Regions from separate parts of the Homo sapiens genome. Here region 1 is linked to region 2. The links are chromatin loops, found by intact Hi-C in ENCODE. Cell type or tissue: MCF 10A. All regions are shown on one strand. Links, peaks and the distances in the headings refer to the core of each region. The heading gives the core; the rest is flanking DNA.

Region 1 (5,386 bases), core at 203-5,202, 150 kb after region 2:
TATACACATGCATGCATATATGTATGTATGTAAGTAATGGATATTCTAGTAGATATCAAACAATATACCAGGAGTTATACATATGCTTTTATCATTTACTCCTTAGTAATACTATAAATTAAGTAGCACCCTGTTTTGCAGATGAGAAAACTTAGGTTTAGAGAAATCATATAACATGGATTTTGTTCACTTAAGTGACTTTTAATTAGTAGAACCGACCCCCAGATTTCAATACCCGTTTTATTTCCACAGCACCATTGTTTTATACAGATTTATACACTCACATTCTCCCATATTACTGGTTATTGATATTATAAGAAATGATATGTAAGAAATTTTTAGAATCAAACTATAATCGAATGTTTCACTTTCATTTAGAAGTGAATTTAGTAATGCAAGTAAGGAGTAATGGAAAAGTAGACTATTAAATATTAAATGATATATTTTAAAAATTTCCAAGTTCCAGATATAATAGTAGCTAACATTTATTGACTGCTTTCTATTAGTACTGTTGTATGCATTTATCTGCATCTACTTATTTAATCCTTATGATAAAAATAAATACTATTAGTGTCCCTGCTTTACATACTGTAAACTGAAACACAGACTGGTTGAAATATTTTCCCAAGTTCTATATGTCTGTCTAGTAGGTAGAGGAGTCTAGATCTGAACCCATGTAGTCTCTTTGTAAAGCTGTGCTTTCAGCTTATCTGCTGTGAATAATAGTTGTTTTAATAAAAAGAGACATAGCCTTCTCTTTCTGTGACTAAAAACCTGCTCTTGTATTTAAATAATATCTGAGTAAAGTGAAAGAAGTCCATTAAAATTTATGTTCTTTAATTTATTGATTGATGCAAGGTTTCTAAATACAATTTTCCGTTGTAAGGATTCAGGCCTCCTTGATTCCAGGACGAGGGCAGAGAAAGAAACAAAATGAGCCTAAAACATTTCAGTTAGCCTTGAAAAAGTAAAGAAGAGATCAAAGAAAATAAGCAATTAAGTAAGTACAATCAAACAAATAGAGAAGAGGAAAAACTCTTACTTATAGTCAAAAGTCAAAGAAAATCACAATTTATGAACTATCGTAGTAATAATTGATTCAAGTAAAATTCATCACTGGATACTAAAGATAGTAGATGAAAGTTTTAGAAGTGAAAGGATTTTTGCGTACTCTTAAATTTTATCCTTAAAAGATATTTCTTAATTTCGAGTGCTAAAATATTAGCTTTACAATGGACCCTACCGTAACTAAATGATCAGCATTAACTTTGCCAGTGATGGACAGATGAATAGCATACACCTCCTGATAGGAAGCACTGAGAAAAATTCAGCTCATTTTTGTACTTTTTCCTCCCAAAAGTATATAATATGAATCTGATTATTAGAAAACATCAGATAAATCCTAATTGGAGGACTTTCTATGAAATAATTGGCCTAAACTCTTAGAAAAAGGAGATGAAATGAAATTAAAAATGACGTAGGAACTGTTCCAAAAAGTAGAGGTTGAAGTGACTACTGAATATAGTACATGAACTTGTATTTTCCTTTGCTATGGAGGATATTATTGGGATTTGGAAAAAACACAAGGTCTGTAGATAAAATAATTGTATTGTTTGAACGTTAGTTCTCTGATTTTGAGCATTGTACTGTGAGTAGTAAGAGAATTCCTTTTTTTGAAAAACACTGAAGCTTTTAGGGGAAAAGGGAAGGGGAGAAAGAGAGAAATTAAGTAAAATGGTAATTTTTCAAGAATCTGAATGAAGGATATCTGTGAATTCTTTGAACTATTTATGCAGTTTTTCTTCAAGTCTAAAATGACATTAAAATAATAACAGACAAACCAGTGTGTTTAACCTTGCTTCCAAGGCCCTTGTGACCCGATCTCCATCTCCTTTCACTTCCTCTACTAGTACTCTCACCTGTAGATGAGAAAAACATTATTTTTCCTCTACCTGCTGAGTTCTTAACTAGGACAGACCAGTGTTACAAAAGACAAATTAACAAGAGAAAAACAAACAAGTTTATTAACATGTCTACCTCATATGTGCGTGGGAAACAACCAGGGAAAGATAACTAATTCTCAAAGAGGTGGCTTAGAACTCCATTTTGTATGGTAGTCCCCCCATATCTTCGGGGGAATACATTCTAAGACCCCCCAGAAATGCCTGAAACTGCAGATAGTATGGAATGCTATATATACTATGTTTTTTTCCTGTGTATATTCATACCTGTGATAACATTTAATTTATAAATTAGGCACAGTAAGAGATTAACAACAATAACCAATAATAAGATAGAATAATTATAACAATATGCCAGTGTCACTACTCTTGTGCTTTGGGACCACTATTAAGTAAAATAAGGGTTACTTGAACACAGGGACTGGGAAACCTCCACAGTTGCTCTGATAACCGAGACTCTGCTCAGTGACTAACAGGCAGGTGGCTTTTGCAGCATATGTACACTGGACACAGGGATGAGTCACAGTGGTGTGGGGCAGTGTGAGATTTCATCATGTTACTCTGAACAATACACAATTTAAGACTTTTGAATTGTTGTTTCTGGTATTTTTCATTCAATATTTTTAGGCCAAGTTTGAGCACAGGTAACTAAAACGAAGGAAAGCAAAACTGCAGAGAAGGGGGACCACTGTATAGCATTCTCCGCAAAGAACAGTACATTTTTAGAGAAATGATGACATAAAGGAAACGGACTCTAGGGATATCAACTTGTGGGAAGGCAAATAAATGGTAGATAAAGAATAGTTGGTAGTTTGTTGTGTGCATTTCTTTGCTGTCTCCAGGCTGGGAAGGGTCTGACTTCATCAAATAGGGGATGGCAGAGAGTTTTCTTATATCTACTTCTTCCCAATTGCCTTCAACTGAAAATAATCCTTATGCCATAGTGGCGTATTTTGGGGTGGCATATACTAGTTTCCTACATACCCCATTCCAGCCACAGACATTAGTAGTTATTACTTCTATTTTCTTTTACTTTTATTCAATTAAATGTTTCATTGGTAATGAAAAAATAGCATTTCTTTCCTTATGCTGTCATATATTTCATCATGTTTTGATGGTGTATAATGACAATTTTGAATATGCATCTTAAAAGCAAGATTAATCTCACCGCAATTTATCTGTTAGACAAAAAGGATATCCACATGAGTGTCGATATTTGAAGAACATTTTATATTTGAAGGAATTGTTGGGAGAACATAGATGGCTTCAAAAGATGCTAAGGTTGCCAACTTTTTTTTAACATACCATTTTCTCCTCTTTTGGTACCTTATTAATTGGATTTTTTAAATATTGGTAAGTAAAGCCAACAAGAAGTAATTGGCTGACCCGTAATTTTGAGGCAGTGTTCTGGTTAATGTTAGTAACTGATTCTCAGGCTGGAAGAGGGCAGGAGAGAGTCATGATATTTTGCATTTACTGATTTCCAGGGTATAAATACTCACATTGTGGCCTATTCAGTCAACTAATGTGCCACTGAATGTGGATTGGAAAGAGTTGCACAGTAGTACACCATTATATAGCATTTCCTCATGCAGATACGTAAAAGCATAGATAATAGTAAAATTCAGAAAATAATTAGAAACTGATGAGTTTTGAGTATTTTGTCTGTAAAATACTTAGTTGTAAATTTGTTACTTAATTTTTAATTATGATTGTACGTTTAACAACTGACTTACAAAATTCCTGAAAATATGGCACTTGACCTCTTGAGAGCCGGTATGAGCTAGCTCTGGCATTCTGCTTTGAAGGGAAAAAGTAGCGCTGAGAGCCAATAGGGAAAATGTGGGTTCTCAGTTTCAATTTCCATTTTTACTTCATTCAGAATTGCTTCTTAGTGCCTCCATTCAACTGACATATACCACAGACCTATGTAATTTAATTTGTAATTACATAGTGCCTCCATTCAACTGACATATACCACAGAACTATGTCATTTAATTTGTAATTATTTATACACAAACCTGACATTCCATGACATGTCATGGAAATTCTCCTGATGCACAAATTTGAATTGTATGAATTGTATTTATGCAAATATAAGTAATATATAGCTGATTTTGTCTAATTAACCAAGCAGCCTCCAGATCTCATTGCAGCTTTGGTGTTTGCTACTTGTCATCATTTATTGATGTAAGTGGGAAGTTACATTATTCATGGTATTTGAAATTTTTCGAATACTGAGATTGTGCTTGGGATAATGTCAGAGCAACAACAGATACCAGTTTTGAGGAAGTAGGAGGTGGGCCTGTCCAGAAGTACATAATATAAATTATTGGACTAAGATTCGTAAGCAGCAGTTTTTCTAACCTCAGTCATAATTCTAACCAGTGATAGCATTTTGTACATGTTACTTTAACTTTGAACTCACCCCTCCTCATCTATAAAATAATACTTGTCATATTTTTCTCCCAGTATGTTTTTGAAAATTGATGATAGTGATAGGCTTATATGCCGGGCACTTCTCTAAGGGTTCTTACATGTATTTCCTTTGAGGTTAGTTATTGTTGTTTCCATTTTACATAAGAGGGAACTGTGACACAGAAAGGTTAAGTAACTGGGATGGTTAAATACTTTTTAATGTTGGAGTCAGAATATGACCCCAAGCATCCTGAGTTCAGCCATCTTCAGCCTGTGTTATAAGGAGTGTATGTGTGTGTGTGTGCGTGCATGCGCATACATGTCTGTGTTAAGTCTTTTGTTAATATGAAATATTTTAAGTATTCATATAGTTTATTAAATTTGACAAGATAGGGAAACTAACTATATTGTTACCAGATACTAAAATGTAAATTTATTGATTGAAGACTATTGGAAGAAACATTGTTTTTATATTTTATTTACATACAGATTGCATATTTTCTGTCTTTTAAAATATTAAGGAATAGGTGTGAACAATGAAATCTTCATAACTTCTGAAACAGTATATGTCAAAAGGTGACTAATATATTAATACAGGTTGAGCATCCCTCATCCAAAAACCTGAAATTCAAAATGCTGCAATCTTTTTGAGTGCTGACAAGTGGAAAATTCCACACCTGACCTCATGTGATGGTAAAGTTGCATGAGCAAAATTATTTAAAATATTGTATAAAATTACCTTCAGGCTATGTGTATAAGGTATATATGAAACATACATGAATTTTATGTTTAGATAACTTACTGTATATGTGCAAATATTCCAAAATCCGAAACCTTTCTGGTGCCAAACACTTTAAATAATGGATATTCAACCTGTATGTAGCCTTTTCATTCTTCAGATACCATTAGAAATGTGTGAGATCTTTTAAAAAAAAATGACTTTTTCAAATGCGATGATTGGACAGATTAGAAATTATATCTTAAGTAATAGTAGATACCCATTGTGC
Region 2 (5,386 bases), core at 134-5,133:
AATATAGTGGCTCAGTAATTTTTAAATATGTCAATTAACACTTCCATTCTTTTTGATTTTTGTGTCCCAGCATCATTTAGCACTCTATGTTCTGGAATAAATATCTCAAAATTCTATAAATTACATATGCTCATCTCTGGGATAATGCTACCTGACCAAGTTTAAATTATTTCCTGTATAGTCTTAAAAGCAAACATGTTAACAAAAAGTTAACATAAAGAAAATAATTGTTTAAATAGCAAACTGTTAATATGTATTATTTAACAATTTTCCAAAATTGCTGTTTTCTATTATTTTTTCTTCCTCTTACTTTTAGATATTTTTCATGAACCTTTTATCTCCATTTTCCTTCCTTTAAAATTATGTTTCACTCATTCATGTTCATAGAATTTTCAATCATGTTAAAAGCAAATATGGGTTGTTTGCTTATTGTCACAGATAGCCTCTTGGTTATCATTCTCCACAGTCACCTTATTCATGAATTGTAAGTTGGAGATCAGCCTCCCAGTGCAGAACTGTTTAGAAATAGCCCTTCATGCTTGCTCCTCTATTCCCAGAGGAGTTTGCTGCACATGCCTAGATCTCTTTCCATCTGGCCTCTGCACAAAGGGTTTATCCCACTTTAACACAATTCTTTGTTTTATAGAGGACCTTGACTTTATCTGAGAGTGAATACATATGAAACAATAATCATGTTGCAGGAAAACCTGATTTGATCATTTTTTTTTCGTACTTGATTCCTAAGATGACAGTGAAACTACAGTTAGCCAGCAACAAAGACTAAAGGCTGTAATGATGACAGAGCTGTAAAAAAGTAAATGTGAAGGGTCTGATTTTTCCATTATTACAGTACTTACGTTTATGTGGCTTCAGTAAAAAAGAAAAAAAAAACTTGGTACATTTATTTTTATGTCTATCACTGAAAAACCTTTGTGAGTTTGTAAGACATTAATATGAAAACGGCTGCTTTTGCATACTGATAGATTTGTGAACTTTATTGCAATATATGTTTTAACAGAAAAATATAATTATAGTATTTTAAAATGTAACTCTTCCTCCCTCAGTGTAAATAAAATCACAATGACAAGAGTCCTGAAACCTCTAACTGAAAATCTTCCTTTAAAAATGCATGGTGGTCTTAATGTTTAAAAGAAGTCAGCCTATTTTCGCAGTGTATATTCATGTTATCTAACGTTCTTTTTTCTCCAATTATTATACATACAGTTTTATAAGTGAATATTTAAGAGTCAAGAATTTTGTGGTATTTTGCCTAGAAATAGACTGGAAGAACACAAAATCTAAATAAAGAATAAACACCAAAAGGCCAAAGGGAAAGAACAAAAAAAGTACATGTACATGCATATGCACACACACACCCCCACATAGGTGCTTTGTTTTTAATAATTTATTTCAAAACGTATTGTACAATGCTGTCTCAAATACTTTATTTGGGTTTAAAAGAGTTGTAGATGTTAGTATAGGTTGTTGATTTCAAATGGAAAAATTATTGGCATTGAAAGATGGCAACTGAAATCTTGAACCTAACAGTTAATTAAGGTTACTTCGTGAGGATTAAATATTAGAATTCTGCTCCGCCCCCCACCAAAGGATACCGGTATTTTTACTAAAATATATTTTTAGGTTTGTTTTGGCATATTCTTTTCAAAGAGATTTGAAACTCTTAAATTGTTATAATTACAAAATCTTATATTTGAACTTTCAAAACATTACTCATTTTGAAGTAGAATCTAAAACTACATTTAAAAACATTTCTGCCCACATTTGGTCTGTTTAAGGGACTAACCTTTGAACACACTAGTCTTATTTTGAAAGGGCAAGGTGTTTTTTTTTTTTAATAGCCAGTGCCCCACAGAAGAAAAACTGTGACACCCCCCCCCCACAAAGTGCTCATATATATCACCTGTGTTTGTTAGCAATGTTACCTCCAACTTTGTTATCTTGGAGTAATTGACGAGTAAATCATTACAAATGGGTCCAACTCTAAAGGCAAAATCGTCAAAAAGAAGAAAACAGCAAATCCAACTTGCCTTATGTTTATTAGAGGAAATCCTGAAACTTCTGTAGATTGCAGTGTTAGGAAAAACAAGTTTGTGATTACAGCGATGTTATGACCACTTCCCCACTCTAACTCTGTTGTTTAAGGGAGTCCACTCCTAACTGCTGACTCAGTTTGTCTTTACTGCCAGAACTGAAGCGTGACCCAAATTGTCTGCTGGGTTGAGTAGGAACAAACGGGCAAAATGATGATCACTTGGCAGTTCTAGGTTTACTAAAGGATACTTATTTGGTCTAAACACTGTTTGTGGGACTGCAAAGGTATAAATAATGCCCCTCCCAGGAAGGAAAAGGAAAATCTAAAATCTTAGGCAACCGACTCAAGGTCACTGACGGAAGGCACCATTTGAGACCGAGCTCCTCAACTACAGTCCCATCACGGACGGGAGCCACACAGGAGAGCGTGCAGGAGTTTCGAAGCTGCGTAGTACAATAGCTGGCGTGGGCAGTTCTTTTATACTCTGGCTAGAGTAAAATTAACGCACCTTTGCGTTTCTCCATCGCCTCTGACAGCATCCAGCTAAAGGGTGTAGGGTTAAGGAAAGCGGAACCCAGTTGTCCTTTCTCAGCTGAGTCCTTTCAGAAACTGGGACTGAGGAGGGTGAGCGCCGCGGAGAGGGGCAGGGGTGGGAGAGGAGAGAGGGGCGCGGGGCGGGGAAGAGGCGCGTCTGGAAGGCAGTGGGGAGAGGGACTGAGAGGAGTGGGGTTGAAGTCCAGCTGGGAGCATCCAGCGGCGCTGTCTGCAGACAGGGGCGAAGGCAGCCGCTGAGAGTGAGGCAAGAGCGGGAAGCCGAGGGAAGGGAAGGAAGTAAGGAAAGAGGAAGGAAAGGCAGGAGGGGGTAGAAGCTGAGCGGCTGCAATTTCTGCGGCCGGCTCAGTAGGAGGAGCAGGAGGGGAAAGAGGAGGATCCAGTCAGTCAGTCAGACAGCCAGCGGGAGGTGGAGAAAGCAGGAGGAGGAGGAGGATTAAAGATGGCCACCAACAGCTGCGGGAAACGGCAACAACCCCTCACTTTCCGGGATGGTCCCTGCGGGTCGGCCCGGCCTTGATGGAGAGAAGAAACCCGAGGAGCGCCGAGGCTGAGGCGGCGGCGGCGGGGACCCAGCGAGGACGAGGACGCGGCGGAGCAGGGACGGGGGCAGGAGAAGGGAAAGGCGGCGGCGTCGCTGCCCCTGCTGCCTAGCACCGCTGCCTGGCCCGGCGGACCGGTTCCCATACCTCGCGGCCGCAGAATCGAGCTCGGGCCCCGGCCCCCGGCCCGCGGCGCGGGGCTCCCGGGCCCCGCCGCGGACGTCGCGCCGGTCGCCCCTTCCCCGTAGCCCGTGCGCCCTCGGCGCGGAGCCCCGGCCCGCCGCGGTCCCGTCTCCTGGGCCTGTCCCGCCCGCGCCCTCCGCCGGCCCTCAGGTGAGTACCCCCGCCATCCTCCCCGCCCCCCGCGCTCCCGGAGAGGCGGTGCTGCCTCGGCCCGGCGCGCCTGGCCGCTTTGTTCGTGCGGGGCGGAGGCGCTGCCCACTCGCGGCCCTGCGCCCGCTCCCCCTAGGGACAGGCCGCGGCCCAGCTGCTGTCCTCCCCAGGGTCCGCCTTGGCCGGGAGCCGCCGCCGCCGCCAGGGTGGGCGGCCTGGCCCTAGTCCTCCGCTGCCTCCTGGGGAGGGCGCCGTCGCGGACGGGTCGGGGTCGGGGTCACGGGCGGCGAGCGGAGCGGAGCGGAACCGGGATATTTCGGGGGATAGGGGAGGAGAGGGCTGGACGTTACCTGTGGGAAGCAGTGGGGGCGTAGGCGGCCCTGGCTCGCAGGGGTAGGGGATCAGGCCCTGGCCCCCCCCCGCTGCATCCTGCGGGGTCTCAGCTCCCGGAGCCACCCGGACCTGAGCGCAGCCGAGCGCGGCCTCCATCCCTCGGGCGCTGTCTCCAGGGCTTCGGGCCTCTCCCCCTACGCCCTACGCTGGAAGCCCTTCGATTATGGAAGGAGCCAGAGATGCTCCAGTTCTCTTGTACTGGGGATGTGGTGGCATCGCAAACATTCACAGTTACGGCGGGATTTAAGAAGCAGATGAGACCTTTCCAACCAAAGGCCATCTGGCTAGTGTTTGAGCCTCAGGTGCAGTTTTTCATTGATTTTTACCATTTAATTGTGAGATCTGCAATATCAGGTCTTCCTTTCACAGAAACAATGTGATACAACCAGATTGAAAGGATATTTACTGCATATGTGAACCCTTGCATGGACTTCCAGTACCTTAAAAATGGTTAAGTGTTTTCTGTTGGAAAATGGTGCTCATGCATACGAAAAACTATTTTTGTTCAGTAATGGTTGCCAACTGGTTTACTATGTAGTTTGAACACCAAACAATTAAAAAGGAAAAACAAAACCCTATTCTTCGGGCTTTTTAAATAGTGGCATATTTCCAGGTTGGTATTTGGTAGCAGGTTGAGAACAACTGGTTTCGACTATCAGGCGACGTAACAAACATAACATAAAACAGAACTAAAAATGTGCTAATTTATAGAAAAACATGTTGTATTAGTGCATAAGTCTAGTAAAAAAATCCGACTTTAAAAAAAATAAAACTTTATCATGAGACTCTTAAGTATAGGAATTAGGTTGGTATGTTTTTATGTTTAAAAATATATATTGCATTAGAATTGAGAACTCTTCCTATGATATTTGAGCAATAGTAAAGTATGTTAATACTTTGAACCATTCTATCTCAAGCTGCTAGAAAGAGGTTTCTACTGCTAGTTTCTTTCCATGAGTTAAAATGGATTCATCTGAAATATATGTATGCTTTTGGTGGGTCACAGTGGGTCATGCCTGTCATTCCAGCACTTTGGGAGGCCAAGGCTGGGGGATCACTTGAGGCCAGGAGTTAGAGACCAGCCTGGGCAACAAAGAGAAAACAATTTTTGTAAAGAAAAAAAAAAATGTTTCAAAAAATTTGTATCACCTCCAAAAAGGAGGGATAAGTTAGAAAATACAATGTTCTACTCTTGCATAATCTGTTTTTGAAAAAGTAAATGACAGTATATTTCAATATTAGTTGGATTCTCTGCTTTGAAGAGATTCTTAAATTCCACTGCTCAACTTTGCAATTTTAAAAGTTTACATCAGTTGTTCTTAATTTATTTATTTATTTCTTTTTTTAGAGACAGGGTCTTGCCCTGTTGCCCAGGCTGGGGTGTAGTGGCACGATCACGGTTCACTGCAGCCTTGAACTTCTGGGCCCGAGTGATCCTTCTCCCACAGCCTCCCAAGAAGTTAGGACTACATGTGCATGCCACCATGCCTGTCTAATTTTTCTATTTTTTGTA

The links. Hi-C counts contacts between places; a loop is a spot of excess contacts. Peaks named below come from ENCODE experiments on the same cell type or tissue, not always from the same donor. Only the 100,000 strongest peaks of a DNase experiment are listed, where the experiment ranks them.
Region 1: it touches region 2 in a loop (11-fold over the local background); 11 of 110 quality-filtered maps call a loop at or near these places.

Annotation. Positions count from the first base shown.
Region 1 is chr4:84,811,651-84,817,036 of GRCh38, reverse strand. The region is part of intron 13 of WDFY3 (WD repeat and FYVE domain containing 3); the gene reads left to right. Among named protein-coding and RNA genes, the nearest start is that of WDFY3-AS1, 18 kb to the right of the region's middle. In MCF 10A, for the core only: no CTCF peak of the experiment used is centred there; a DNase peak (open chromatin) is centred at 2,456.
Region 2 is chr4:84,964,303-84,969,688 of GRCh38, reverse strand. It overlaps WDFY3 (WD repeat and FYVE domain containing 3), which reads left to right and starts at 2,999. Exons shown (of 68, transcript NM_014991.6): 1 at 2,999-3,480. It overlaps WDFY3-AS2 (WDFY3 antisense RNA 2), which reads right to left and starts at 4,073. Exons shown (of 4, transcript NR_152775.1): 1 at 3,831-4,073. In MCF 10A, for the core only: no CTCF peak of the experiment used is centred there; a DNase peak (open chromatin) is centred at 2,958.